Linked DNA regions of Homo sapiens: region 2 is linked to region 1. The links are chromatin loops, found by intact Hi-C in ENCODE. Cell type or tissue: Caco-2. All regions are shown on one strand. Each heading gives the region's core, and the rest is flanking DNA. Links, peaks and the distances in the headings are about the cores only. Region 1 has its middle 27 kb from the start of CMAS. Region 2 has its middle 2.8 kb from the start of GYS2.

Evidence for each region. Peaks named below come from ENCODE experiments on the same cell type or tissue, not always from the same donor. Only the 100,000 strongest peaks of a DNase experiment are listed, where the experiment ranks them.
Region 2: it touches region 1 in a loop (16-fold over the local background); 13 of 110 quality-filtered maps call a loop at or near these places.

Annotation. Positions count from the first base shown.
Region 1 is chr12:22,017,579-22,020,514 of GRCh38, reverse strand. No RefSeq gene overlaps it. Among named protein-coding and RNA genes, the nearest start is that of CMAS, 27 kb to the left of the region's middle. In Caco-2, for the core only: a CTCF peak has its summit at 1,416 (motif pointing right); no DNase peak of the experiment used is centred there.
Region 2 is chr12:21,606,147-21,609,082 of GRCh38, reverse strand. No RefSeq gene overlaps it. Among named protein-coding and RNA genes, the nearest start is that of GYS2, 2.8 kb to the right of the region's middle. In Caco-2, for the core only: a CTCF peak has its summit at 1,211 (motif pointing left); no DNase peak of the experiment used is centred there.

The DNA of each region.
Region 1 (2,936 bases), core at 264-2,763:
AAGTCCACAGGCCCCCACAGAACTCCCCCTATTCAACAATTTCCTATTAAAAATGGCTGTTGGTGTTCCATACCCTAACTTCATAGAACATATTTATTCCTTATTGCAATTTTTTTCTGCTAGTTTACATATTTTCTATTTACATTGCTAAAACCCCATACAGCTTTTAATTTCTTTCACTGTATTTAATTGAATTGCTTGTCCTATTTAATCGTGCTTTATAATTATGTAGTTGAATCTACTAAGCAAGGTATATTTAAGGAAGCCTTGTTTCAATTTTTTTTTTCTCTGCTCGAGTCTCCTTATCCTTCTATGGGATACCACTTAACACACATATAACTATATATACTTATGTATTTATATAACTATATATAGATAATTGACCCTTGCACAATGTGGGGGTTAGGAATGCAGATCCCCCATGCAGTGAGAAATCCAAGCATAATTTTTGTCTCCTTCAAAACTTAATTACTAATAGCCTACTGTTGACCAGAAGCCTTAAACCATCAAGAACACAGATGGTTGATTAACACATATTTTGTATATTCTATATATTGTATATTGTATTCTTACAAAAAAGTAAGCAAGAGAAAAGGAAATGTGAAAGAAAATCATAAGGAAGAGAAAATACATTTACTGTTTATTAAGTGAAAGTGGATCAGCAGAAAGGTCTTAATCCTCATTGTCTTTATGTTGAGTAGACTGAGGAGGAACAGGAAGAGAAAGGGCTGGTTTTGCTATCTCAGAAATGGCAGGGGAAGAGAAAATCCATGCATTAAGTGGATTCCTGCGGTTCAAACACATGCTGCTCAAAGGTCACTGTATATTATAATATTTTCCCCTTTTTCTTAAATAAATGATAGATTATGGCCAATGTTTTCTACCTTACATTTTTAAGTATAATGATAGACCCTACAGGTAACTCTATAGCATTATAGTAGATATAAATATTTAAAAAAATGATTAGGGAAAATGCCTAAAGTAACATCACAAATAAAATTGCAATCACTGGTAGACTTTTGGAATATATGTCAATGGTCAACAAATGTTACCACACACTACGAAACCGCTGTTTACTAAAAACTATCGTAATTGGTAATCAAAAAGTAATGTTTTAAGCATTTACATCCTAACGTAATGATTCGTTGTGTGTGTGTGTGTGTGTGTGTGTGTGTGTGTGTGTATGCTTTAGTGGGCTTTCATATATTTTATAAAATTGGTAGGAGTTGCAGGTTGATAAGTAATATGTTATACTTTTTCCTCATTGAAATAATGTGATATGTTCTCTAAGTTAGTGTTGTCGCACAGAATGTCTGATTTCCAAAAAGAGATTACTGATAATAAGAGGATTATGTATTTTATTTCTTTATCTTAATTCACCTGTATGGATGATTGATGTTATAATTTTACTACCAGACAGTAGGTGGCACTATAAGTATGCATTCATTAGAGACCAAATTAATTTATAATAAACTCCGACACGTAATTTGTATTTAATACTTGAAGTTGTTGCGCTTAATGTTGTTCGGAAAATGGACCATTGTCTAATGCCTAGAAATATATTTCTGATATATTTAGAATGTATATCCAAAATTTATTTGAAATACTTTCAGTTATAGCTATTAAGGGTGTGTGCGTGTCTGTCTGTGAGACAGTAGAAAAATATTATGTTACTGATACTCCAATACCAAATTATTGTTTAATTTAGTATAGTGAATAATTTTAATGAGTCAATCATTTCAGTATTACATTATCCAAAATAAAGACTGAGTATATTCCTTAGGCACTGACAAATGAGCTACCTTTCCCTCAATTTTTAAATACTGATTTTTTAAAAGGAAATCAGGCCAGGCATGGTGGCACATGCCCATAAGCTATGCAGTTTGGGAGGCCAAGGCAGGAGGATAGCTTGAGGTCAGAAGTCCGAGACCAGCCTGGGAAACATAATGGGATCCAATCTCTACAAAAAAATAAAAATAAATAAATTAGTCAGGTGTGGTGACATGTGTCTGTAGTCCCTAGGAGCCTAGGAGCTCAATCGCTAGTCATGATGATGTCACTTACTCCAGCCTAGGTGATAGAGTGAGACGGTCTCAAAAAAAGAAAGAAAGAAAGAAAAACAAAGTAGATTTAATGTCAAAATTAGAATTTTGTTGGTCTTCTTAATATTTATTATGATTTTTTTTTTACTTTGAATTTTTAATGGTGCTTTAAAAAAACGTTACCACTGACCTCCATGTTGCTAAATCCAGTTTTCAATTCTCAGGCCTCATGATGTTTGACATATCAACAGTATTTCACACACAGCAGATTACTCTTTTTTTTTTTTTTTTTTTTTTTTTGTGACAGTCTCTATTTTCCAGACTGGAATGCAGTGGCACGATCTTGGCTCACTGCAACCTCCGCCTCCCAGGCCCAAGTGATCCTTCCACCTCTTCCTCTCCAGTAGCTGGGACTACAGGTGCCCGCCACCACACTTGGCTAATTTTTTGTATTTTTAGTAAAGACAGGGTTTCACCATGTTGGCCAAGCTGGTCTTGAACTGCTGACCTCAAGTGATCCACCTGCCTCGGCCCCCCAAAGTGCTGGGATTACAGGTGTGAGCCATTGCTCCCGGCCCTACTCTTTTCTCCTGAAAACATCTTTTTTTTCCTCCCTTAGCTTTTAGGACACCACACCCTTCTAGTATTCATTCTACATCACTGACTGGTCCTTCTCTGTTTTCTTTGCTTTTTTGACTTCCCCTGAATCTTCTAATGTTGAATGCCCCAGAGATCGGTTCTTGATCAACTTTTTTCTTATCCATACTCATTGCCTCACTGATATCATCCAGATTTATGGTTTTAAATATAAGTAAAATTTTCATATTTTAAGTGGAGTTCAAAAGCTTCAGTTGTGTGAAAGGAGCTATTACAGTATTTTAAGGAGAATCTGAT
Region 2 (2,936 bases), core at 152-2,651, 410 kb after region 1:
GCTAGAAACACCTCTTCCTTAGCTTTTCCCATTTTCGATCTCAATTTAAATATTATTTTCTCAGGGACATCATTCTTAGTACTCCATATCGAGTTAATTCTATTGTTACATGCTCTCACAGATTCTGTATTCCATTCACCACCCTCAAAGTCCTTTAGTTACTTGTTTAATACATACTTTCTGTGCTAGAGTGTAAACTTCATGAGAGCAAGAATCATGATCATAGTACCTGACATATGGCTTTTAATTCTCCAGTTTCTGTAGTAACAACATCACTACACACATAATAAAGTACATACAAGCAATGTACAGATAACAACATAAAATTATATAGAGACACTATGTGGGAAAACAAAGGTACTCTCTCTAACCTTAAAAGGCAAAGACTAAATGCTAAATAACTAACTTTCATTTCTGCTTTTATGACATTCAGAAGAACGCAGGGATTATCTACCAAATGAATAAAGTTTTACATTCTAGAATATACGAGTGATATGCAGGCTTCATAACCTCAGTCTCCAAGCCTCCTGCCTTATACTTCTCAACATTCCATTTTTTGTAGCAAAAAGTTCCCTGCTTAAAACCTCCCAATGACTTCCTACTACAACCAAAATAAAATCCAAGCTCTTGACCAGCTTCTCTATGATCCATTTCCTACTTTCCTCTGACCTCATCCCCTCCAGGCTTCCCCTCATTCATTATGCTTTTGGCTTCAGCCACATTGGTCTTCTTTCTGTTTCTGTAAGAGTTAAAGGCTTTGCAATCACTTCTCTCAGATCTTCAAATGTGGCCACTTTCTCATCATTTATATCCTAATTCAAATATCACTTCCTCACAAGGGTCTTTCTTGACCTCCCCACCTAAAGCACTCATTTCTATCCAATAGCACTCACTATTGTTTGCAGTTTTTCTTCTCCAGAAATTTAGCAGAACCTGAAATAACATAATTTGTTTACAAGATTAATGTCTATGTGTCCACATGGAGGCAAAGACTTATCTACCGTTTATCGAAAATATTCTCAGTGATGAGAATAGTAGCACATAGTAGGTGATCCATAAATATGTTAACTAAGTTATTCTGGATATGCAGCTGCAGGCAAGTCAAGCCTTGGAAGTCTAAAGGCTTTTTGGAAGACTTCTAAGAAGATTCCAAAAAGTCAAAGCAAATGTGTGGTTTTCTAAATGTATTTAGTGACCTCTGCTGGAATACTTACCAAGGGAACCAAATACAAGTCTTCATTTGTTCCTACTTGCCCTCTCACTTCTTTTCATTGGGTGATAAAATGTTAGCATAAGTATAAAATTTGGTATCAGGGACTTTTGTGAGTGCTTCTCCCAACTTGGAGAAAACCCATCTCCCTTTCTGTCTGGATGACTGTTCTCTTTCTGCTCTCATCTCATCAATTTGTGCTTTTAGCACAAACATTATAGGAGAATGTTCAGGGATATGGGAGGAAGAGAAATTTCCCTGATTCCTCTTCAAATCTTTTTGCACAAATGACTGCCTTTCTCTGCACAAATACCTGAACAAAGGGAATTCATCCAGATACTATGGATAGATGAAGATATATCCATCTCATGGATATACTTCATATGGTTCCATTTATTTTACCTCTCTTAACCCAATGAACAACTTTGAAAATGATATTTACCATAAACAAGCAAAGCATTGGCAAAGGATGTTCTCATGTTGAGAATAACAGGATCAAGAGAATAAGTCTACTATGAGGGATCATTAGGAGATGACGTGTGGCTGAGAGTGCTGGTACTTGACACAAAAACGCCAAATGGGAACTAAAGACTAGAAATTTCGAAAAATCAGAATAATGAGTGTGAGTGTGTGAAACAATCATGTGTATTTAATTCATTTATATGATTAAACTTTTGAAAACTGTGTTACTCATCCTATATACGGTATATATATATATATATATATATATATATATATATATGTATACGTTTATTGCAGAAAATGTGTAGAACACAAATAAAAATACCACACAAATATCAATCATAATTACAACCAGTTTAAGACAACTATTGTAAGAGTTTTTACATGTAGCCTCCCGTCTTTTGTTTATGTCTATTCCAGCCTTCTATTACATATACTTCATGAACAGAGGTATAGAGTACATTTTCACAAAATTAAATCAATCATACTACTTATTTTATTTTACATCCTACTTATTTTCATTTAGGATGTTATAAAATATACTCATTGATCTTAAGGTCATTTTTCTGAAAAAAATGTTTTCTCTAGGCATTTGATCAGGTAATATATACAGGTGGTACAACTTCAAAAAAATGAAAGAAAAGTAAAGCCTTCTTTTTACCCCTTTCCTTTTCAATGGTAACCTCTGCCATTAGGGAAAGCTTTTACTAAACCATCATATGTGTTATAAAAAAGGCTAAGATTACTAAAGTGGTTGGCATAGTACCAGGCACAATGTTAAGTGACTTATATAGATTATCTCATCCCCATTTTATCAAGAAAACAAAAACTTAGGTAAGAAATTGGCTCAAGTTTACACAGCAGATAAGTGATGCCACAAGTGCCTAACTCACAACTAAGCAGTTGATACCTGGAACAGATTGCAAATAAATAATTCAGCCTTATCATGTAAGCTGGAGAATATGGATCATTGTGCTCCTGTAGCCTGTGTGACACTGGATGAACCAATCTCAAGGCTCCTGGAACAGAAAACTGCAAACGTGAAACTCTATCACTGTCATCCCATTCTCACTCCTGTCAACATGTCCTTAGATTTGGTTTTACTGGAATGTGCACTTGCAGGACTCTCAGAGGTTATGTGAACATAAGCAAACCATTTTATAAAGGAGACAATCATTTTGATCATTTGGGATCATATGTTTTCTATTTTAGTACTTGATTTTTTTTATTAGCCATATAATCTTTTTCTCACAACGCAAACAAA